Regions from separate parts of the Mus musculus genome. Here all the other regions are linked to region 1. Evidence: chromatin loops called from intact Hi-C (ENCODE). Cell type or tissue: left cerebral cortex. All regions are shown on one strand.

Region 1 (8,000 bases):
TTTGTTTATATACTTGTGTGTGTGTGTGTTCACTTACTTGTGTGCACCTTGGCACACGTGTAGAGGTGCGAGGATAGCTTTCATACGTCATTTCTTTCTTCCCATCGTGGGGTACAAGATCATATGCAGCACATGATTCTACAGACTGAGCCATCTAACCAGCCCCAGTGGTGGTATTATTTGTTAAAGTAAGAGGCATTGAGCCAGGCAGGTGGCCAGCACTTGGGAGGCTGGGTCGGGAAGATAACAGGTTCAAAGCTAACCTAGGCTACACAGCAATTTTTTTTTGGTTGTTTTTAAAGCATTAAGCATCAAAATAAATTTGAACTTGGCAAGCCCTCAATAAAGGAGCCAGCTGGCTTTGAGCCTATTTTAAATAGAGAGGCTAGATATGAGGCCTAGATCCTTGTTGGGCTATAGGGTCAACATGCTCCTTTTAAACTGAGGGAGAAGGGGGTCAAGGCTGTCATGGCAATGTTTGCCATGTCTAAGAATGTATCCTTTCCTAGAAACCCAGAGGGCTGCCTCCTCAAGGTAGCTGGTCCTTCTGCTTTCCTTCTGGCTCCACAAAGAGCATCTATTGTTATGCCCAGAATGATGGAGAAGTTTCAGAAATCAGAACAGGTATATGGGTGCTAAGGTTCGACTATAAAATGTCCCTCCACAGACTCCCATGTTTGAACACTTGGTTTCCAGCTAGTGGCACTGTTTAGGGAGGTGGTGGAACCTTTGGGCCTGATCTGCCTCCTAATTCGTCCATTCAGATGCAAGGGGCTGCCACCCACATCCTGCTGTAATGGATCAGGCCAGCCCTAGTGTCTGTCCTCACTGTTGTGATGGACTCTATGCATGAGGCCAAAGGGTACCTGGCACATGGGGCATGGGGTTGCTCCCCGTCCACTACCAACACTAACACAAGGGACTCACTGGTCTTCTAACACTGGGAACTCCAGGCAAGGCAACATGAGGGACACAGCGTAACACCCCCAACTCCTTGCATACCTAAGGGTGACAGAAATCAAGGGAAATGGTGGGAAACGACCTGGGATAAATACTTAACCCAATAAGGTGGCTAAGAGACTTAGTTCTGAGCTTTCTTCCTAGAAGGGGCTCTCAATCAAGGGTCCACAACTTAGGCCTTAAACAGACGTCAAGGGCCTGGGCCCAAACTTACTCTCAGTTATTAGGGAGGACAAGGTTTGTGAAGAGAAGGCTATGGCTAGGTGTCCATGCTAGCAGTTCAGACGATGCAGCTGGCGACCTCAGTCGTGTTGCCAAGGAAGAGTCGCCTGGCTCATTATCCCTGGCCATTTGCCCACTGAGCTCACATTAGGGGAACATGGAAGTCATCAAAGGCGCCACAAAAGGGCCACATGCTTGAGGCAGAGATAGTCCATGCCCTGAGGTCTGGCCTCGGGTGGCTTAGGGCAGGTCAGCCACAGCACACAATTCTAGTACACTTGTGTCCAATATGCACTCATGACCTTCACTCCACAGGCAGGGCCTACTGTCCCCCATGCCTTTGGAATCAGGAAATGGGAAGGAGTAAAAGAGGTTTTGGAGACCACCCAGCTCACACTAGCACCAGAAGAACCATAACAATACTCCGGTTGGGTTCCCATTTTTCTCTTCTTTCTTCCATGGGTCACCAGGAGCAGGAAAAAGAACCTAAGCCATTTGGCAGTCCAGTACTGATTTCTGTTTCTTTTCTGATTTGTTGTTATTACTTCATACACACACACACACACACACACACACACACACACACACACACACATTGTTTTGTTTTGCTTTTTGAGACATGGTTTCTCTTGATTAAAAACCATGGCTGTCCTGGAACTCACTTTGTAGAACAGGCTGACCTAAAATTCAAAGAGATCTGCCTGCCTCTGCCTCCCGAGTGCTGGAATTAAAGGTTTGTGCTACTGCCACCTGGCTTGTTACTTGATTTTTAATATAAAGCCTCATTAAGTAGCCCAAGCTGGCCCAGAACTGGACTCATAGTCCATGATGGCTTTGAACTTGCAACCTTCTGAGGGCTGGGATTATATGCCTGGGCTACCAACCTCAGCACATAGTTTTACTACAATTAATTTTGCTGTCCTGGAGATCAAACCCAAAAACCTGTGCATGTTATGTAAATGCTCTACTCCAAGGCCACACCCCTAGCTCCTCACTGATAAATTCTAGAAGCACTAGACTGTTGAATCAAACCTTTCTCTCACTGGGGTGCTCTGCTACTAAGCCACACCCCAGCCCCTCACTGGGGGATTCTAGGCACGGGCTCTACCACTGAACCATGCCCCCAGCCCCTCACTGGGGGATTCTAGGCAAGGGCTCTACCACAGAGCCACGCCCCCAGCCCCTCACTGGGGGATTCTAGGCAAGGGCTCTACCACTGAGCCACACCTCCAGCCCCTCACTGGGGAATTCTAGGCAGGGGCTCTACCACTGAGCCACACCCCCAGCCCCTCACTGGGGGATTCTAGGCAGGTGGTCTACCACTGAGCCACGCCCCCAGCCCCTCACTGGAAGATTCTAGGCAGGGGCTCTACCACTGAGCCACACCCCCAGCCTCTCACTGGAGGATTCTAGGCAGGGGCTCTACCACTGAGCTACACCTCCAGCCCCTCACTGGAGGATTCTAGGCAGGGGCTCTACCACTGAGCCACGCCCCCAGCCCCTCACTGGGGGATTCTAGGCAGGGACTCTACCACTGAGCCATATCCCTAGCACTTGCCCCTTTTCTTCTTACAGCATAAAATTTAGGACTCAACACTCAGTTTTACCTATGAATTTATAAACACAGTGAGACTTATCAGTCCTGGCCTCCTAGCTTTATCACCTTCAGTTCTAGGCAAAGGAAGACAGGACTCCCCACTGGCAGACAGGGTAGCTGTGGGAAGCAAGATGTCAACTCAGAACTGGAGCAAGGAGTTTGCCCATAGGTAAAGGCCCTCCCACTCCTCCCTTTCGTTGCGAGGCTCTGGACCTCTTCCACAGCAGCTCTGGGAGCTGAGACTGTGAACTCACCAGGCCATCCAATGAAAGTGGCTTTGTACCTTAGTTGGGATGCAAAGAGATGTGTTTGCCACAAATCTTTTGGTGGAGACACACATATCAAAACCCGCAAGCGCGCACAGAGCTTCATGCCTGGGCTTTGCAGTGTGTCTCCACCTCCCGCGCTGCAGAGGCTGAGCCTGACTTTCAAAAAAGGGCACTGCAGCCCTTAGCAAATCTCCAGAGGAAAACTCATGCTTGTCCCTGCCAGGGACCCCAGGTCTCCTCTGGGGATTTCCTCCAAGGGCCTCTGCAAATAAGAAGGAACTAGGGGTGAGGAAAAAAAAGCCAAAAATTCGGGGAGTGTCAAAGGCATGGAGCAGTGTTGATTCCTCTCAGTATCTGCCTGGATATTAGATGCAAATAAGTGCTAATAAGTACAGTTGGAGAAGCTAATGGAAAAACCACCCTCCCCAGGAGGATTGCCACACACAGGGCAGCTACCATGGCCGGACTGACCGACTGTGCTTTCCAGTCCTAGGGAAGCCTGTGTGGACTGGCTCTAGGGAATAAAGCTGTATAAACTTCTTCTATGAAGGCACTTGCTGTCCAAAGACACTGGGCTGAGGATGGAGGTTTCCATCATCTCCCCACTGGCCAGTGTGTACAAACATGTGCATGAGGGTCGACATGAATAGGTGTGTGTGTGTGTGTGTGTGTGTGTGTGTGTGTGTGTGTGTGTGTGTGTGTACTTACCCTCCAAAGGGTGCACACCGCTCAAGAGGTTCTCTTGACCATCAGGCTCCTGAGACCAAATCCCTGTGATAGCTCAGGCCTAGCTGCAGATGTGAACCACACTGGTAACTGCTCAGTGGAGCTGCGGCCAGGACTCTGGGTGGTGTGGCCCTTTGGAGGTGGAGGAGCCACAAAGGCACGGGGACCAGCTGGCTGGAAGGCAGGTAACTTTTTACCCATCCCCTTCTTTGTTTCTATCTTTTCTACTCTGCTCTGACAGTGTTTGGCTATAGCTTGGGGTTTTTACTGCCCCAATCCTCCCGACTCTCCACTCCTGTCCCTCAAATCCATTATGTTCAACTGAACTTGACTAAGGGGACATATACTTGCACCTTCCTTCCCACGAGTAGCTTGTACAGCCAGAGGAGCTGTAGAGGTCACAGCACAGCCGGAGCCTCAGACCATCTTGAGCTCTCTGGCATTCCACTTTGAAACCGGGATACCTGGGCCAACCCCAGCTCCACCAACCCCACCCCCACCCCCACCCAGAATTGTTGACAGTAGCACCTTAGTGGCATCTTGTAGCACATACTTCATTGTTGCAAAACTAAAAAGGGATAAAAGGTAGCTGGGTGTTGTGTTACATGCCTGTAACCCAAGCACTTGGAGGCTGAGAAAGGAAGATCATGTGTTCATGGTTAGCCTGGGCTACACAGAGAGAACCTATCTCAAAAACAGAAACAAAACAAAAACAATGGAAGGGAAGGCTACCATATGCTTGACTGCCAACTCACTTGCCCTGAAGAGGATCCTTGGATACTCTGAGTTCACAGCAGTCATTAAAGAAGCCCAACTACCACTCAGGCCTTTCAAGCTTGCTAGTGTTAGAGGCTCCCTTGCCCTCCACATCTCTAGTGTTAGTATCTCTGCTCCTTATCAGGGCTGCCACACCCTTATCTGGTCACTCAAAGGCCACAGATCCACCTCAGTCTTTAGCTTCATCACCCATCTGGGATGGAGCTGGGTCAACCAACCAACCAATCAACCAACCAACCAGTCCACTCAGGGAGGGGAGAGGCCACAGCCACCGCTCTGTTTTACTGGAAGCTTCTTTTCAGTTTTGTTTTGTTTTGTTTTGTTTAATTTTATTCTGTATGTCCCTTCAAGACCAGGCTTGTTTACTGGTTGGCACCGCTGAGAATGGTTGCTAGATGCGCACCCAGCCTTCCCTTCTAGTGTCTGATTGCCCCCTGCAGGTCGGGGCTTCTCTTCTCTGGAAAAATCAAGATTTGAATCCACAGCCCTGGAACCGAGTCCCGGTTCTACACTTGTACTGTGTGGCTGTGGGTAGGAGGTTTCCCCACTCATTTATTCTGGGTTTGGAGGGAGGGGAGAGGTTGCTTGCTTCAGCCCTCAAGCTGGTGCCAGACCGACGCTTAAGGATGAAGTTCTTAAGTGAGAATCCGGCTCACTGGGCACTTGTGGTTAACTGAGACCCAGAAATTTAGTGGTGAGTGCCAACAAGAGACAGGCCTTGTCCAAATTCCACGCGTACTGTAGTCTGGGAACCTACCTGAATTTTTCTGCGCACCAATTCCTTTGCAAGCCCCGCGGCCGCTCAGCTTTGGGTCCAAGACCCTGCTTGCTAGCGCCTTCTCTTTTTCCCTAGGTCAGCGCAGGGTTACTCAGTGTCGCCACTGGGGCAGTGGCAGCTAAGAAGCTGCGGAGTGGAGTCAAGCGGCAGACCAGAGTCCAGCACTCGGGGATCCCCGAGCTGGGCGCAGCCCGCGCCAATACCGCCCCACCCCCCCGCTGCCTCCCGACCGCGCCCAGCGGCAGCTCCCACAGAGCGCGCGGCCAGTGGGGCTGCTGAAGCCGCAGAGCGCGCGTGGGCGTGGCGCCCGTGAGCTCCCGAGAGGGCTGAGCGATCGGGGAAGAGATTTCCCCCATCTCTGCCCTGCCACCGGGATCGCCTCTTTCCACCGTGGGGCGGGGCCCGGACTGGGGGCGGGGCGCCGGGCGGGCGCGGCGCTATTTCCAGCCTTGCCGGAGGCTTCGCTCGCACTTCGCTGGGAGCCTTCCCGGCGCGTGAGCCGGATCCGGTGGCACCGCGGGGAAGAGACAGGACCGGGCGGTGGCGGCAGAGACAGGGGGACGCACCCGGTGCAGAAGATCCAATAGGAGCACGCCGCCGCAACCTCTCCCGCGCGCTCCGGTCGCCGACTCTACGCCGATCGCCCACTCCCCGCACCTTGGACTACACCGGGAAAAAGACGCAGCCTGGCCCGAACTGGGGCGGAGATCCTTCTTGCTTCCCAAGAGCTCCGGAGGGAAGATTCTCCCGCCGCCGAGAACCCCGCCGGACTGGAGGAACCCGTGGCCTGGAGAGCGCTGGCTGTGCCAGGTAAGTGGCTGCGCCCTGTTCCCTCTCTATGTTGATAGTTCACCCGAAGGGTTGTCCCTGGAAATCCCAGGATGATGCCGGGACTGTTCTGAGCGCAAACCCCGCCACTAGACGTGGTTCAGAGTCCTAAGCTGCAGGTGCTGTTGGGGCATGCGGTGCTTGGGTCTGGCGATACTTTGGGGACCAGCCCCCGTGAGTGGGAACTTTAATTAGACTTTGGATTCTTGGTTTTCTCCGCGCCTGGGAACTGCCTCTCTCTCCTAGGGCTCGCCTCCAGGACCCTTCGCTCCTCTTCTTAACCCTGGATGCTGGGTGCGTGTAAGCTGCTTTGGGCGCTGAGCGACGAGTGCTCGAGGGCCGGGCTGGAGCGTCCAGAGCGCCGAGGCTTTGGTGTGCGCTTGGAACTGGGACTTAGAGGCCAGTTGGGGTGCGTAGGGCGAAAGGGGAAGTTACAAGCGACCTTGGCTCCCTACCAGGAGACGCAAGGTGTCCCCGCGCTCCATCGCGCGCATCTCCACCCCTCAACTCTCTAGGGCCCCGGCCTGTTTTGTGCTCCCGGCGAGTGTGCGTGCGTCAGCGATCGCAAGGAGGTGTGTGTATGCGTGTGTCCCCGAGTGCGGGAGTCGGAGCCTCAGGCGGCTGAGGGTAGGGGATGGTGAAATGATCTGCTTTACAGCGGGACCGAGCTCAGCCCTAGCTAGCGGCTGTTGCAACTTCAGCTGCTGCGTGGGGCTGTTTTGCTCATACTATGGCCTGGCCAGGAGAATGTACGTTCTCTGGTTTGGGCAGGGTCAGAGGTGGCGCTTGGGCATCAAGTGACCTCTCTCTATTTCCCGCGCAGTACTCCAAACCCTAACTTTAGTTGTATATCTTGTCTCTGGGCCCTTCGGCCCTCACCTGGGGTTGTAACAGTCGGGGAACTGTGCCCTGGATTTCGGACATACCGGTTGGATCTTGGAACAGTCTGTCCTGCAGCCATTTCGGCATCACCGGAGATGCATCTCTAAGCCGCCTCCCAGCAGGACCCTAAGCGTGATTGGTTCTAAGGGGAACAGGCTTCTGGGCTCTCTGTATCTATGGATGTAGCCAGGCAGCAGGCCAAGTGGGAGACTCAGTTCGGGGCAAGGATGTAGCTCCAGATGGCAGGGGTGGGTAAAGGGGTAAAAGACAGGTTAACTCTTTCCCCACCTTCCCCCACACTCACAGGCTTGAGCTTCTGCCACTAAGCCTACTTTCTTTGGGTTCACCTTGACCGTTTACTGGTAGGTAGGAAGCCTTGTCTTCAGTCCCACCCTAGTACGAAACAACCTTTGCCCTGAAGAACTCTCCTTAAAAATTACCTACCACCACAGCACCTCCTGATCTGTCCCTGTCCCAAAAGAGATATTGGAAAGAATGAGGGAGGGACGGTTGCTCTCATAGGAGAGCTTTCTATTCTTTTAGTCAGGGTCTCATCCAAGCTGACCTGACCTCAGCCGCGGAAGGCAGGATTACAGATGCGCACCGTCTTACCTATTCTCTCTTAATCAAGCCATCCCACCACCCACAGGCAGGCTGCGGGGGGGGGGGGGCTCTTGAGGAGAGTGGAAACGTTCTGGAGGCTCCGGCAAATTGGTCTCCGAGAAGTGACACACAGCAGAGGTGCCATTCAGACCCTGGAAAGACTGAATCAAAACGGGTTGATCAATATCGCAATCGCATTTGAACACAGAAAACCTCAAAGTCTGACCCCATCCCATCGTTTGGTGGAGTCACTTGGGACACATGAATGGTACAACTTATTTATTTATTTACCAGGAATCTGACTTTGTGGGAGTGAATTATGGTCCCCGGCTATTGATTTTTTTTAAGACCCCAAATT
Region 2 (8,000 bases), 98 kb before region 1:
CCTAGCACTTGGGAGGCTGAGGCAGGAGGATCGAAACTGAGAGGCCAGCCTGGGCTACACAATTGCAATCCTTTGGATATACCGAGCTAATAAATAAATGGCATTAAAGGAGGTTGTTGCCTTGTCTGTCATCAAGGTTCATGAAGAGGCTTGGTCTCCACTTAACATTGGTCGTGGACCTTTAAAAGGTCAGGGGCTTTCTGGGAGATGATTAGGAATTAATGCCGTCTCAAGGGAACAAGTTAGGTCCCACGGACTGTTACAGTTACTGAGGCAGTGAGTTGTCACAAGGTGGCCGTCTTGCCATGGCACCTCTCTTTTATGCAAAGCTACACATCCCTTTCATACGCATTCCTTCAATGCAATGTTATCCTCCAAGTTCTAACATCAAAATGAGGTTCTCATCAGATGCTGTCGGCTGACATAGCTTCCAGAACTGTGAGTCAAAATCATTTTCTTTGTAAGGCACCTGTCTTGGGTATTTAGTTATAGCATCAGAAAATAGACTAAGACAAGCATATAGGCCTCACCAATACTCAAAAGCTCCATGGCACAGACTATAACAAGATCCCTGTGCTACCATGTAAAGCCACACGGATAAGCTCCCAGAGGAAGAGGCCAGACAAGAATGACCAGGCATTGAGATGTTCGGTAGCCACTGGCTACATAACTACAGGAAGATATCCCGGACTGGAGGGGCTTTGGGCAGGGGACAAGTGCCACATAGCTGCTTCCCTCTCTCCTGAGAAGGACCGGAGAACAAGCACACACACCTAGGAACAAAGACAGGACTGAGTACAGAGAAGACCAAGCCTAGGGATGAACCAAAGAGGCCAAAGGGCATCTGGGCCAGCCTGGCTTCCACAGACTCACCCGTTTTTTCTGGAGCAAGCATGGGGACTTTGCTCAGAAGCACAAGGCTCACATAAGGGTGTGACAGCTTTTGACCCTGACAACATTTTTGTGTTCAGCATGCTTATCCCAGCACGGCAGGTAGCTCATCACACACGCACCCAGGGCAGCTCCTGTGATGGTCCCTGGGGGGGGGGGGGGGGGGGTGCAGCAGCTACTGGATTGCCGCTCAGATGAATGAGAATCCGCTCATCATCCTACCCTTTGGAATTCTGTGCTCCTTCCTATCCACAGCTCCCCTCCTTTGGCCATTGCCATCTCCCAAGAGTGCAGAGCAGGATGCTGCAGTAATTCATATGGTAAACATCTCTTTCGGTTGAATGGCACCATTTCACATCAGGTTGGTGGCCCCAGGGATACAAACCAAATAGCTCCATAGGCTCTAGAGAGTACAGGAAAGGAATGACAGAAACCAAGCCCTCAGCTATTCAAGATGGGGAGATGTGTGCTACTAACATAAATTGAGGTTCTCTGGGGGTTTGAGCAGAAACCCTTCAATGGGAGGCCTATCTATCTGGGCTGGACCTGCAAGACTGTGAACATTCTTTTAATCATGTTAGAAGACAAGAGCATCCCAGGGCCATCAGCTGAGCAAGCTCCAGGACAAGGAGAACAAAGGGCAACAAATGCAGACAGGTCCAGCTATAGCCTAGAGCGTTCAGCCTCTGTACATAGACAACTCAATGCATGGCTCCCACCAGTGCATAGAATTGGGAGAGTATCTCATTGTGAGTTTGTGATGCTACCTAGGGCTTCTACTGCTCCCCAATTCATATGGGGGTACACTTGAGATTCTCACGAGCCTCCTGCTCCCAGGAATTACTAGGACTCTGTAGGAAACCAACTCAGATTCCTTGGAAGTCCTTGGCTATGAGCTGAGGCTTATTATACCAGACATTCTTAGTCAGACATGATGGTATAAGCCTGTAATCCCATTACCCTGGGGGCTTATGCAGAAGGATCATAAGTTCAAGACCTATATAGTCCCTGTCTGGGGGAAAAAAAAAAGCTGGGAATATAGTTTAGTGGTAGAATACTTGGCTTGGCACGGCAAGTCCTGAGTTACAACCCTGGCACTTCTCAAACAGGGGAGACAACTGACATGCCGATATGTCACATGAATGTAGCAGCAGGGAGCCAAGCTTTCTACAGAACATCCTTCAATCTTGTCCCCTTAAGGCCTTACAGGACCTAACTCAGGCTCAACACTTCTGAGAAGTCTCTTCCCAAGGAGGCCCTGGCCAACTGTGGAAACTCCCATGTCTGTCAGCTTTCTTAATAAGTATGCCTCCTCGAGATCTGTGGCACTTTTCAATTATAAAAGGATCAGTTTGGCTTCAAGAGGCTTCCTTTGAGGATCTGACTAGTTCCTATCCCAGACGGAGAATCTTCCGGAAAGAAGCAAGCCTTGAGCCAGCCTGGAGTCTCAAACCCAAACACAGCTGCTGGACCTGCCTGTGACCACCTGGCCCGCCCAGAAGGACAGATGATACCTCACAGACAGATGCCTGCCCACACTTACTGCTCACTGTGCTTCTTAACGGAGGGGCAAAGGCTGGGTTCACAGTTCTGGTCCTGGCCTCCTGGAGACCTATCAGGACGCTCCAACTTAAGTGTGTCTCAGTGTTCCAAGTTCACCCAAAGATCACCGAGTGCAAAGATCATCCCATGATCCTAAAACGCATGCCTCGTATTGGCACAGACCAAGATCAGAGTTAGATGACAGAGTTAGATGGCACAGAGTTCGATGACAGATCCCACCTGTCCATTAGCTTTCATGGCCCAGTGTTGTTCCTAGAAAACCGCTGGTAGTCACTACATGATTGCTATGTCCCAAGCTCTTCCAACCTTGGAAGCTAACTAAGATGGCACTGTTTCCACTGCCCTCGTTGTATATGGAGAGATGCATTTGCTCCACTAGTTTTTACCATACTCGCCTCAGTTCTGAACTCAGTCTGTGGAGAACTGCACTCTTCTACCCCTACCCTTCCTAACATCCCCTACCACCAGGTCCACACCCTCTTCCGCTGAAACCACAGCTCATGCTATCGGGGGTGGGGGTTGGGGGGGGGGAACTCTTTAAGAAGCCAAGTGGTAAATGAGGAAAATACCTAAAAAAAAAAAAAAAAGCCAAGTAGTAGTGACACACCCCTTTAATCCCAGCACTTGGGAGGCAGAGGCAGGTGGATCTCCAAATTCGAGGCCAGCCTGATCTACAGAGTGACTTCCAGGACAGCCAGGGCTACACAGAGGAACCCTGTCTTCAAACAAAGCAAAGCAAAACATAACAGATCTCAAGCAGGGTGTAGTGCCATCGTGCCTGGATTGTCAGCACTCTGAAGGGCAAAGCAGGAAGAATCTGAGTCCCAAGGCCAGCATGCGCTACATAGTGAGACCCTGTCTAAAATTCTTAAAAAGCAGATTCCAGATGACAATCCTTCTTGCTCCCCCAGGACAAAGTCTGGAGAAGTCACTAGCACCAAACCTACTAGTTCAGGGATGTACCCTACTCTCTCAGTCTTTATCTCTTAACCTTTGATCAGCTGTCCTTCCGTGACACTGAATAGAGCCCATCTGTCCAAACTTCCTCCCAGCCGAACCACTGACCCTTTAATCATACAGAATTATGGCAAGTCTAAGCGGAGCAATACACTGGGCTACTGAGGCCTGCATGGAGCCTGCATCGGAGCTAGTGAGGAGACAACTGACATACAGAAAGTCAGGCAGTATAGAATTGATCAGATAATTAAGGGAAGGTGTCTCAGAGGAGCTGACGTTTGGGCCAGGAAAGAATCAGGAAAGTGCTGGCCTGATTAACGGATATTCCACGGCCACTCCAAATACTACTCACACTTTCCCTCACTTTTGAGGAAGCGCCTGGGAACCTGGCGCCCAGACCAGGCTGGCCACCTCATCGGAGGGGCGTGGCAGTGAACAGATTTGTGAAGCTCCCACTTCGGCCACTTACGGTGAGGCTGCCACACTCGGGACTCCAGGGAAGCCACCCTCCCCCGCCCCACGAGGGCCAGTGGGCAGCCGCAAGCATGCAGGGGCTCTGCAGGTACCACTCGCCCAGCCCGGCTCTCGGTTCCGGTGCCCCAGAGAAGAAGCGCGCAGCCCGCAGCCCGCGGCCACAGAGCAACTCCAGTCAGAGCTCGGAGGCTGTCACCCACTGTTCAGCTAGGAATACCGAGGCAGGCCACCTCTACGCGGGCCGCAGGCAGGGCAAGGGACAAGCTCAGCACTCACCGCACAGTGGACGCCATGTTCACTCGGCGCTAGCGTCACGTGGAGTGCAGCGTCAGCTGAACCAGCTAGGGTTCCTCTGAGGAGGACGGGGCGGGGCCAGGGCGGGATTTTTAATGGGCGTGGTGGCTTCAGTCCCTCCCACTCCAGCTCCGGACTTCACACCCTTAAGTGGAGGAGTCCTGCAGCTGATTAAGCATCTCAGATTCCCACAAGAAACTAGAAGGAACTTGAGCAGCAACCCAGAAGGCTTTCCCTCTTGGGAAGAAGTGTCCTGAGACAGGAGATCAATTGATTCTAGGTTAGCCCCTGACCTTGTGTGTATGTTGCCGCCCACCCGCGAGAAGAACATACAAGAATAAAGAAACCATGGGGATCCACTTCTGTATCATTGGGAATAGAGGCCCCTTGGTCTTGCAAACTTTATATGCCCCAGTACAGGAGAACGCCAGGGCCAAGAAGTGGGAGTGGGTTGGTAGGGGAGCGGGGGGGGGGGGCGCATAGAGGACTCTTGGGATAGCATTTGAAATGTAAATGAAGAAAATATCTAATAAAAATTTTTTAATTTTAAAAAATAAATAAATAAATATTTATTCATATGGTAAAGAAAAAAGAAAAAAGAAACCATGGGGAGGAGGGCCAAAGATGATGGAGAGCTGGGACAACTGGAGTAATAGAAGCCTCCAGCATTCAGGAAAGGGAGTCTGGGGAGAAAGTCTCTGGCTGAGAGATAAGCAAGGCCTTCAGGGTCTTGTATATAAGTTGGAGAGTTAAATCTAATAGGCTCTAGTCCAAACCTCCTCAAGTGCAAGATGGAGGAGCTGAAGAAAGAGAAGCAGGGGCAGGGGCAGAGCAGGGGAGGGGAGGATGAGGTGGGGAATAGCAGAGCTGAGCCCTGGTGATAGAGGAGAGTCCTACAGAGAAATGAGCATCAGAAGGCAGGCACTGCCCTCCTTACTCTCAGCACTTAAAGACACTGGTTCAAGTGCTTTGCAGATGTTAGCACCACTGCTCACAGTGGTCTCACAAAAGCCCCATGAGGAAGGCAGGTGCTGTCTTAGCACCATCTTACAGAGGAGGAGACTAAGGTCCAGAAGGGTAAGCAACATGCCTGACCTCACACAGACTCTTGAGAACTTGGACACACACACACACACAGAGTGCATTAGCTCCATCTTCAGCTAAAGAGTCTCGACTCCCTAATAAGGGACGCCTTTTTAAAAATAGCAGAGGAGGAGCAGGTTTGTAGTAGGAAAGCCTGCCCCCAGCTAATCACAGCCCCACTTCTTTTGACATAAAATATGTCAAAATTAAACCAACTGCCAGCTTAATGCTTATTAATGTGTAAAAGAAGTAATTATCCTAAATATTTACAGAAGAGAGGCAGAGAACACCCAGCCATTGAACGGAGCACTCTTTCTGTAGTGTTAACCGGGAAGCACTACCCACGGCTCCTGCCCACCCAGGCCCATCTGCACAGTGGGCCTCGAGGCAGGGTCTGCTCTGACAGTCGGTTTTTTTCTGTGTCAGACACCTGCTGCCTCTCCCCGCCCCTCCCCATCAGAGGCTCCAGCAGGACCGGCCCCTCCCCCACTCTTGCTCAAGACCCTCTCCAGCAAGCCTGACCACATCCCTCGCTGCTCTCTATCAGACTCCATCATGGCCCTGCCACGTATCACAACTCCGCATCAAAGGCTGAGGCAGAGGATCCTCCTCCCCTGTTCCTGCCCATCAGAGGCGCTGGCAGGGACTCCAGGAGAAGCTGCTCAGGGTGTGGGAGAACCCTTTTTTTTTTTTTTTTTTTTTTTTTTTTTTTTTTTGAGTTACTCATGCAGGGCAGACCCAGACGCTGCTGAGAGCCAGGAGGCAATTGGGGAAAGATTGATTTTAGAGAGTCGGCGTGGGAGTGTGTAAATCAGCTGAGGAAGTGAGCCGGGCAGTGCGCTCATGCCTCACACTGTGCCTCACCTCCAAGGTCACGGGTCCCCTCTGAGACAAGCTCTGGCCTCGTGATGGCCTACAGGTGGCCGAGAGGTACCTGCTTCATTAGCCCAGGTTCCAATGCAATATTACTCTCCAGAAGTCCGCTGTCCTTGCTACCCCTGAAGGAATGCCATCCTAGCCAAGGTCCTCCCTTCTCCCTGTGGCACTGTGTTAGATCACCTTACCCTGTCCTACCCACCCCCACTGCCTAAGTCACCACTCCCCTACAGCTCAGTGGACGTCGCTGACCACTAGGTCTTTGACTCACATTGACTCATGTCAAAATGGGGCATGTGCGGCCACGTAGGGGACAGGAGGATGTATTCCATACTCATTTCTCCCAGGTGGGACAGGAAGGCATGCAACAGACAGGACATGATATATTAGTTACTTTACCTGTCGCTGTGGCCCCAAACCTGACAGGAGTAATTTAAAAGAGGAACAGTTAATTGGGGCCCATGTTCCTAGAGGCTGTGATGGTTCTCTTGAGTTGTCAACTTGACACACCCAGAATTGCTTGGAGAGTCTCAAGGAGGTACTTTAAGTTGAGTTATGCCTCACAGTAAGGGATTATCTGAATTAAGTTTATTGATGTGGGAGCAACCAGTCCACTGTAGGTGGCTCCATCCCCTAGGCAGGTGGTCCTGACCTATATGAGACAGAGAACTGAGCACAGGCAGACGAGCATGTGAGCATGCGTGCATTCATGCCTCTCTGCCCTTGACTGTGAATATGATGTCACTAGCTGTGTGACGTTCTTGCCTTGACTTCCCCAAAGCTGTGGATTGCAACCTAGAAAATCATTAACAGAAATAGGCCCCTTTCTCCACTAAGTTGCTTTCCGCCAGAGTACCCATCAGAGCATCAGAAACAAAACTAGAGCAAGGGGCCATAGTCCATCACAGCAGGAATTGCATGATTCCCAGGATGGCTCCATCTACAGCAGCAGGAGCACAGGGCTGCAGCTCCTAACATATTAGTGGATCAGGAAGCAGAAAGCTCAGGCCAGAGCTTCACCTTCAAACATTTCCCCCTCCCATCCCCCCAAGAGACCTGCTTCTGTGAACTAGGCCACACTCCAAAGGTTCAGCCATCTCCCAAAACAGCACCTTTACCAAGTGGCCAGGCATGTGTCTATAGAGAGCATTTCTCCTTCAAACCACTGCACATACTGAGGTGGCTGTCCTGTCATGGTACTAGAGGGCCATTGTGATAATGGCTGGGCTAACCTTAGCTTCCCTGTTTCTAGGGTCAACGTGGCCTGCAATGTTCTCCAGGGCCACACTATCAGCCCCAGGAAGGCCCTCCATCACATCCCGAACCCTCTTGCCCTCCTTTCCTAGCCCAGTTCATCTGGGCATCCATCTTCCTGCAGAAAAGAGGCAGGGAGCAGCTGAGGGGGCCTTCCCTGGGAAGCCCCCGTCACTGTGTCAGATGAAGTGGTCCCTGCTGGGTGCTTTGCCAGGGTCTACGAGGCAATTCCAGATGAGAAATGGAACGAGAGCTTCAGAAAAGCAAATCATTCCGGCAGCCCCTTCAACACCTCGGAGAAACAAGCTCTTTGTGTGTGTGTGAAAATGGGGAATATATTGTTTTTCGGTGTTTGGAAGACTGTTTTCTTGTCTTGAAATCACAAGCTGCTTTCTTCCAGCGAGACTTATAAATACATCCAATTATCGACATTCAATATAGGAAATAAAGTTCTGAAATTGTTTTCCTCTCCATGTACAGAGCCGGCCGGCCGGGTGGCACAGGTGATAATTACTTTTATTTCTTAAAATGAGCTGAATCAGTGTGGAGGGACTGGAGGTCCACTTTTTATTTCTTCCCTCTTTATTGCATTGCCCATGTTGTGCTGG
Region 3 (8,000 bases), 350 kb before region 1:
TCCCCCGTAGTTCTTCAGGTAGATTATGGTTGTGGGATCTCTCTATCTGAAAATACCCAACAGGAAACAGCAGCCTTAATCCAAATATGTGGAGGGGTAAGAAAAGGCTGTGACTGCCCTCCACATTGGCAGGCCTGGCTGTGCAGTGCTGAGGGTTGCCTGGGTCCATGGAAGGTACAGGAAGTAGAATTTCCCCTCACAAGCTGAGATGCAGGACCCACTCCCTCACCTCGGCTGCAGCATGCGGCTGCAGGCTCCGGCTTTGATGCTTCCATCTGAGAGAGGGACCACGTGACAGGCACCTTCTTCTTTGGGTGTCATGTCTACATGAGACCCTTTAGGTCAGCTGGACTTGAAGCTTTGGGCCCCTGGCATGGCCCCATGCAACTTGGCCATGCATGCCCCATACTTCAGTTGGCAGGGCTCTGGGCACTGTTGCCTACCCGGGCCTTTCCCCCAGTTCCTCCGCTCCTCTCAGTGACGCAGACAACCTGGCTGGGGCTCAGAAGGAGGCTGAGTCTTGGCTAATGTGGACCTGTGGCTTCTGAGCCTGATCTGAGTTAGGAAAGGGGCTGTCAGCTCTGCAGCCTGCTCTGGGGCTGAGTCCTTCTAAGCTTCTGGTCAGCTGGCAGCCTCTTCCCTACCTGGCCTTGAGTATCTTCTTGGCCTTGTCTTGTCCCTACTGTGGGTTTGGTTTTACCAGCAGGAGAGCCCCGGTTGGGAGGATATGGGACCAGAGTCCAAGATAGCCATGGGTCCTTTCTAGGCCAACCTCTCTAGATGCACTAGAGAGTTACAAAGAGTGCCCCTGGGCAGGCACACCTGACTGGGAGTGGAGGGGGTCTGCTAGCTCGGTTGGGTGCCGGGAAAGACCTTCTGCCCAGAGGGCCTGTGGACACCCTGCTGTGGGCCCCATGAGCTGTCAGTGAGTGTGTGTGTGTGTGGGGGGGGGGGGATGGGGATGAACCATGAGCGGGTGTGAGAGTGAGCACGTGGAAGCAGATGCCCCAGAGACCGAGTGCGGGAGGAGGGGGGCCGTGAGAACAAGTCTGTGGGTGGAGACCTTGGGCAGGAGCGAAAAGCAAGTTTGGGAAACGGCGGTAGACGATTCTGAAAATACTAGCCACTAGGTGTCACCAGGAGCCCACGGGAGTACAAAAGTTCCGCCCGCCCCCCCACCCCCTTCCGCCAAATATCGAGAGCCACTTATCCCTCAGTCATTCCCACTCTCACAGGTAGAGGGCACTTCTGAGTCTGTCCCAGTGTCTAGGACACTGTTAAGATGGGCTGTTGGCGTCTTATCCACAAGGACACAATATAGAAGCTACCCTGCTCCTGCCCACACAAACCCTGGCTGAGGCTCCTGGGGTCCTGCCTCAGACGTGGGGCAGAAGGGCTTCTGCAGCACCTCTGGATGAGCACCCCATCCTGTGCACCCCCACCTGCCGACCTCAATGAAGGGGGAAGATTATGTACTTACACCCCACCCTTGTCCCCACACAGGTCTACATTGACAATCAGATTCCCAGACCCCACCCAGGCTCCAGCGGGACTTGGTAGCTGCGTTCGGTGGCTAGGAAGACAGAGCTTTGAGCCACATTGCTTTCTTCTCACTAGGTCCCCCTCGGGAGGCAGCCCCTCTACAAAAAAGCTGGAACATTCTGGCTGGTGTGCCGGTCGTGCCTAGAACTGGGAGAGACTGCAAAGCGAGGATGCCACGGCCCGAGGGTCACACGGGACCCAGCCCTAATACCTCTGCAGGCTGAGAAGTGACTGAAACCCTAGACAGATACCTCGGTTATATGGCGGGGTCTCCCCTAGGCAGGACAGGGGTGGCCTGTCTCAGCTCTCAAACCTCTGCTGCGTGCAATTTAATAAGCCCAGAGACTCAACTATATCAGTGACCCAGAAACCTCACTGTCACCCCTTCACCCACTTGGCACCAGCCACACCACTCCTTAAGTCGCTCCATCCTGTCTCAGGATCTCTATCCTTGCTGTTCTCTTGGTCTTCTCTCATAAATTCCCAGAGCCCATCCTCTCCCTCTCTTAAGAATGAGACTTGCTCCGACCTTTCCTTTGAACAGCGCACCCCCATCTCAGCTCTTTCTCCTCAGCCTGTCTTGCATCTCCCTTTGATTGGCATTGGAAACTCTAGATATTTTGCTTAATTATATTTTATTTTATTCTTTTAGCACTGAAGTATTGAACTGGAGACCTACATCCGTGCTAGGCAAGTGCTCTACCACCAGGCTACATTGTACCAGGCTACATTACAGCTCTTTGCTATTGGATCCTGAGAAAGCACTCTACCGGTGAGCCACAACCCAACCCCTTTTGTACTTTTTGTTTCGTGACACAAGGTCTCACCAGACTGTCGAGGGTGGCCTTGAACTCACTCTATAGTCTACACTATCCTAAAGCTCGTGACCCTCCCGTTTCAGCCTCTCAAGTAGATGGGATTACAGGCTTGTGCCACCAGGCCTGATTCTTACCTATTTGTATTGCTCATCTCTCCCATTGCCCACACCATCCCATGAGCTGAACACCCTGCTTTCTTCACTGAGGCAGAGCCTAGCTCGTACAATCTAGTTCAGTGTTAGTGCATAGTAACAGATGAATGAATGAGGGAACGAGCTAACGAATGAATGAATGAATTGAGTAGGGTATTTTGTACAAGGCTGACTCTCTCCTTCCTGAGCTCATCTGGCCATGGCAGGACAAAGGTTTGGGCCTTAGCTTAGCTTTCACCCATTCCCTGTAGAAAATTTCATGGGCAAACTTCTTATGGCCTGTCTGGGCTAGAATTTGGAGACAGCCTGAGGCCCGAGCTGCAAAGCCACAGACCACTGCAAAGCTGCCTCGCTTTATGGCCCCGTTACTTGTGGTTTACCTTCAGCAAGTTGTATTTAGTGATTTCAGGCACACACCGCAACTTGGCAGGCACTGGTCAGTATCCCTTAGCTCCACTACCTATGACTCTGGGGACATGCAGGAGTCAGAAAACTTCATGATAAAGAAAAGGAGATGCCTCACTCAAGGAGCACCAGATCTTCAAGGTGCTGTCCCATCTAGGAGAGGAGCTAGTTGGCAGTTGGGATATCTTGCTATTAGGACCCCATCCCCACCCCTTGCTAGGCAACACTGCTACTGGGAGATTCCCAAGTTTGGGCCGTGGAAATCATTCAGCTTAGGGGTGATCTGGACTCTCCTAGGCTCTTTTGATCTCCACGAGATATTTATATCAGCTCTCCCCTGCATTGGGCATATGTGACATCCTTTAAGTGACTTCATAAACATTTTAAGGGACAGCAGACTTGTAAACGCATTAAACTCCATCTCATCATTCAGACGGAGAGGTTTTATGGAGACGTGCACAGCTAAAGCTAGCCAAGAGATTTTAAGACACTTTTAGAGAAATGTCTTTGAAAAGCATTAAACCAATGCCCCGCTTTAAAGGAGAGAGGTTAAGGAGCCGTACGCCTCTAGTGTGTGTTTGGGTGGGGGTGGGGGGCTCCAAAAGGACCTGAAGGAACCCCAGAGGCTTCTGGGAGCACCACCAGACAAACTTCAACTCTTGTACACTGAAGGGTGGGACCGTGTTCCCGTAAAGGGAGTTCAGTCCGCAGTACCTGACATGCCCGGTAGGTGTCACTGCCAGGAGGAAATCCTAGCCAGGCACTGGTTATATTGAAGCTGCAGACCCAAGAGGACTCACGTGTGCTTTTGCCTTAGTGTTGGTGACCTCCAGCCTGGGTCTGCTTTGAGCCAGGGGCTACCACATGTCTTCCCAAGGGACAGAGCTGCCCTCTGACCATGTTGCCAGCTGGCAAACACTGGTCAGTAGCCCTTAGCTCTAGAAGCGCTGGCCAAGGCCAGGACTACAGGGACTGGTAAGTTCCTAAGTTGGGGCCAAGCCATTGCAAGGAACAACTACAGTGTTTCTTCTAGTCAGAGCCTCGAAGGGGGCCATTCCAAACTTGGAAAGGACCCAAACACATGCCAGTACAAGTAAATGCACCCGTATGCATATGCGCACACAAATACATATGTGAGCATACAAATATATATGCACACACATGCATTGATGCACACTAACACACACACATGCATAAATAACACACACACACACTCACATACACACACAAAGAACACATGCACACATTCACTCATATACATTCACATTCTCTCTTCCTAGGCTCTTGTAGGTAGGTGGAGAAAGACCCTCCAGGTGAATTTATCTGGGGAGGGAGGCTCTTCCTACCTGTCTCTTCTGCCCCCTCTGGACTGGCGGGAGGACTGAGGGGCAGCTACAGTGTCCAGCCGTGACTGGGCCTGTCAGAGCAGGGTGTATTCTCCAGGTTTGCCTTCTGCAGCTGTCTGGGGTTGAGGAGCAGAAATTCCTCCTGCAGTCTAGAGAAGTGAACTGGACTGAGAACCGAGGTGGATGCTACGGTCACTGTGAGGGTTGGGAGAGCCACGGAGGCAGCCTGAAGCTGAGCAACTCAACCCTCAGCTTGCTGCTGCCTTAAAGACACCTTGGTCCCTGCTGGAGTCCTCCTCCTCCTCCTCCTCCTCCTCCTCCTCCTCCTCCTCCTCCTCCTCCTCCTCCTCCTTTTCCTTTTTTTTTTTTTTGGACAGGGTCTCTCCATGTAACCCTTAGCTGGTCTGGAACTCACTACGTAGAACATGCTGGCTTCGAACTCATAAACATCGACTTGCCTCTTCCTCTCAGGTGCTCAGATTAAAGGCATGTGCCAACAGGCCCAGCAAGGCAGGGCTTCTCAGTTCCTTCGATTCTTCAGTTGTCTCAAACCTGTGAGAGCTTGAGAAGCTAGAGCACATGACCTCTGGTCCCTGCTGTCCCCTGGCCCGCATGCTGGTACATCAGTTCAAGGGTGACAATGAAATCATTTGTATCACCGTCTTTTGTGCCTGCTGTTGAGAGACATGGGGCCATGGGAGGCTGCGTGGAATCCAGCTTGCTGACCACCAGCCTTGCCCACAGTCCTTGGCAGGGGTCAGAGGTCTGTCACCTCCCCCCTGTAGATCAATATCTTCCAGTCTACTGTCAGCAGATCTTTGACCTGTGACCTGGCCACACATGGTGACCCCTGAACCTATTGGTCTTTCCACCAATCCTTGCCCTGGTCTCTGGGGTGGGTGAGGGACTGTTCCCTGGCTCTGGACCAGGCTTTGAGAAGAAGGGAGGGTGGGAGGCTATCTGTCCCTGTACTCCCAGTCTCTTTCCTTTCCTCCAAACTAGGGGCTGACACATACAGTGGAGGCTCTGCATGCAGGCCCCTTGGAGCTCCAGGGCCCAGGGATGCTATGCATGAAAGATTTAAAAGGCCTTTCAAGAGGCTGAGACTGGGGCTTTGGGGGCTCCAGCCTCAGGGTGCTTTCTGCTTTGTCTCCAATGTCCCCAAAGCCACCTAGTAGTGCCAAACTTTTGTGCTTGGACTCTGGGGCTCACAGCCTCATTCTCAGCATGGTCTGGTTGAAATAGGGTGTAGTGGGAGATGTCATACAGCCAACATTAGGGCCAGGCCTCAAGCCCCCAGGATGGGGAGGCACTTTCTCATCCAGAGGCTCCTTCCTGCTGCAAGTCCTCCCCACAACCACCAACCTGAGACCCAGCAGCTTGGACTGGGAATGAGAGAGGGGGGACTTAGAGGTCTCCAGTGTGCTCCCTGGATTGTACCCCCTGTGACTCAGCTAGGGGGCCACAGATGTGTCCACTCCTGCCCTGCACACTCGTCCTGTTCTACTTGGGGGACTCCTGCACACTGTCTGCTGGTAGATCTACTGGGGATACCAGGAACCCATTCTTCTGACCCACTCAGGTGGCAACTTAAGAACTCTAGAGACCTGAGACTGTGGGACAACACACGCCATGTGACCCTTACCTGACTCCTGAGAGGAGATGCCCTCTGCTCCCTGGAAAATTCTGAAGCTCCTAGCTGGGCTCAGCCACTTTTTGTCTCAAGTCCATGGTCATCTACTACAGGGAGGGACAACGGCTCAGGCTCCAGCAAAGAGAAACTTCCCCTTCCAGGAGAGGAAGAAGAGAGGCAGAGGAGGAAGAGCCAGGGAGAGGAACAGGGGAGAGGTGTGAGGGACTGTCTGCTAATATGGAAGATGTGGGTGAGCATTTGGTGAGGAACACACGGCAAGTGGGGACACAGGTTTAGAGAGGGGCATAAACAGGAAAGACGAGAGCGGGTGTTCACATGGGCCTGACTCCAGAGCCCTGTGACGATGCTCTCTCTCATAATCCCGATAGCTTTGAGCTTCATCCCTAGGCATATTGGTCCTGGGCAAAGTTCTGACCCATTGCAGAGACCCCTTTGCCCTGTCTAGATTTTGCCTTCCCTCCCCAAGGGAAACTATCAGGGGCAAAGAGACAGCAAGTCAGACTGAGTGAAAGATTACACAGACAACTGTGTGAACAGCAGGCCCGGAGGTCAATGGGTAGTGCAGAAGGTCCGACTGCAGCAACTCGTGGTTTTTTTGTTTCTTTGTTTTGTTTTACTGTCCTGGGATTGAACTTAATGTATCATATATGCTAAGCAAGTATTCTACCTCTGAGGGATTCTAGGCTGGTACTCTACCACTGAGCCACATCCCAGCCCCTCACTGGGGGATTCTAGGCTGGTACTCTACCACTGAACCACAGCCCAGCCCCTCACTAAAGGATCCTAGGCAGGGGCTCTACCACTGAGTGATGCCCCCAGCCCCTCACTGGGGGATTCTAGGCTGGGCTCTATCACTGAGCCACACCCCCTAGCTCCCCTTTTACTTTTTTGAGTAAGATTGAGGCAAGATTTCACTAAACTGCCCAAACAGGCCCTGGGTATGTAATCTTCCTCAGTTCCAGATTAGCTGGGATCACAGGCATATACCACCATGTCTGGCTATTAATTCTGAAGCCAGCATCCCACACCCTGGCCTTGGCCATGGCTTTGGCCATCCCTCTTGCAGTCTTCTGGCTTCTTTAAGAATGTGGGTTGCTTCTGTAGCCAGGACTGGGGTCAGCCAGGTAGGAATAACCTAAGCCACATTGCCATGGGGCTCTGGCTTAGAGTGCCGTGTGCATAGCATGCCACTGGACCCACTCTGGCATCCGGGACACAGTCTACCTCGTGGGAAACCAGGATAGAGAAGGGAGTTGACTCCTGTGGCTCAGGGGCTGGGGATGGACGTGGAGCCTGGGTGGACTCCTTGGGCTCTGAGTTAACATCTGGTTTAAGTCATCCTCCAGGGCAAGTTGAGAAGTGTGGGCTCGGCCATGGTGGGTCTGCAGTCAGCCTCTCCATCCCTCCCTGTGTGCACCCAGATTCCCAGCTGGCCACAAGAAAAGGGATCATATCCCTACTTTTCTCTGCCCTGAGTCTATTACACATCTGCAGGGAAGGAGAATGTGGGGATCAGGGTCCTGAGATGGCCCCTCACAAGGCCTTGGAGACTAGTCATCCACGAAAGGGAACCCAGGTTCTCTCTGTTTCTCATAGTTACGGAGGCCTGAAGCTCCTTGTGCAGCCCAGACTCAGCACAGCTCAGTACTCACGGGGCCTCTGATGAGACAGCTGCTCCTACAAGGTCACGGACATGCCTTGCACACAAAACCCCTCAAGTGTACTGCAGCTACATCATATAGTCACGGTCCAGAGACATCACACAGCATAGAGTAACGCATGCCACAAGTGCCATACAACACATCACATGCACAAAATACACATACCACACAGATACGACCCATGTGTCACACCACACACTGATACATGCTACGCACACATGGAGCACACAACCACACAGACATAGCTCAGATAATTACAATACTCACCCAAACATGTGTTCCCACCCGCCAGAGCATATGTACCACACAGACATAGCCCATGGATGTCACACAGACACTTAACCGTATCCCCGCACAGAACTTATATATGTCATACTGACATAGGCCACAGGTGTCACACACACCATACATGCACAGAACAT

The links. Hi-C counts contacts between places; a loop is a spot of excess contacts. Peaks named below come from ENCODE experiments on the same cell type or tissue, not always from the same donor. Only the 100,000 strongest peaks of a DNase experiment are listed, where the experiment ranks them.
Region 2: it touches region 1 in a loop (4-fold over the local background); 2 of 42 quality-filtered maps call a loop at or near these places.
Region 3: a loop joins it to region 1, with 2.6 times the contacts of the local background. A loop is called at or near these places in 2 of 42 quality-filtered maps.

What each region holds. Positions count from the first base shown.
Region 1 is chr7:34,810,485-34,818,484 of GRCm38, reverse strand. Chst8 (carbohydrate sulfotransferase 8) reads left to right here and starts at 5,774. Exons shown (of 4, transcript NM_175140.4): 1 at 5,774-6,139. It overlaps Gm38987 (a long non-coding RNA gene), which reads right to left and starts at 5,777. Exons shown (of 3, transcript XR_881950.3): 1 at 5,309-5,777. In left cerebral cortex, a CTCF peak has its summit at 4,987 (motif pointing left); DNase peaks (open chromatin) are centred at 5,754, 6,240, 6,715, 7,095 and 2 more places; H3K4me3 peaks cover 2,664 bases; H3K27ac peaks cover 1,808 bases.
Region 2 is chr7:34,908,616-34,916,615 of GRCm38, reverse strand. Pepd (peptidase D) reads right to left here and starts at 4,209. Exons shown (of 15, transcript NM_008820.2): 1 at 4,162-4,209. The coding sequence starts at 4,178. In left cerebral cortex, no CTCF peak of the experiment used is centred here; DNase peaks (open chromatin) are centred at 4,217, 5,641 and 5,927; H3K4me3 peaks cover 1,174 bases; H3K27ac peaks cover 446 bases.
Region 3 is chr7:35,165,236-35,173,235 of GRCm38, reverse strand. It overlaps Gm38988 (a long non-coding RNA gene), which reads left to right. Exons shown (of 4, transcript XR_003946743.1): 3 at 2,195-2,314. Among named protein-coding and RNA genes, the nearest start is that of Gm35889, 11 kb to the right of the region's middle. In left cerebral cortex, CTCF peaks have their summits at 1,111 (motif pointing right) and 3,637; DNase peaks (open chromatin) are centred at 1,218 and 3,651.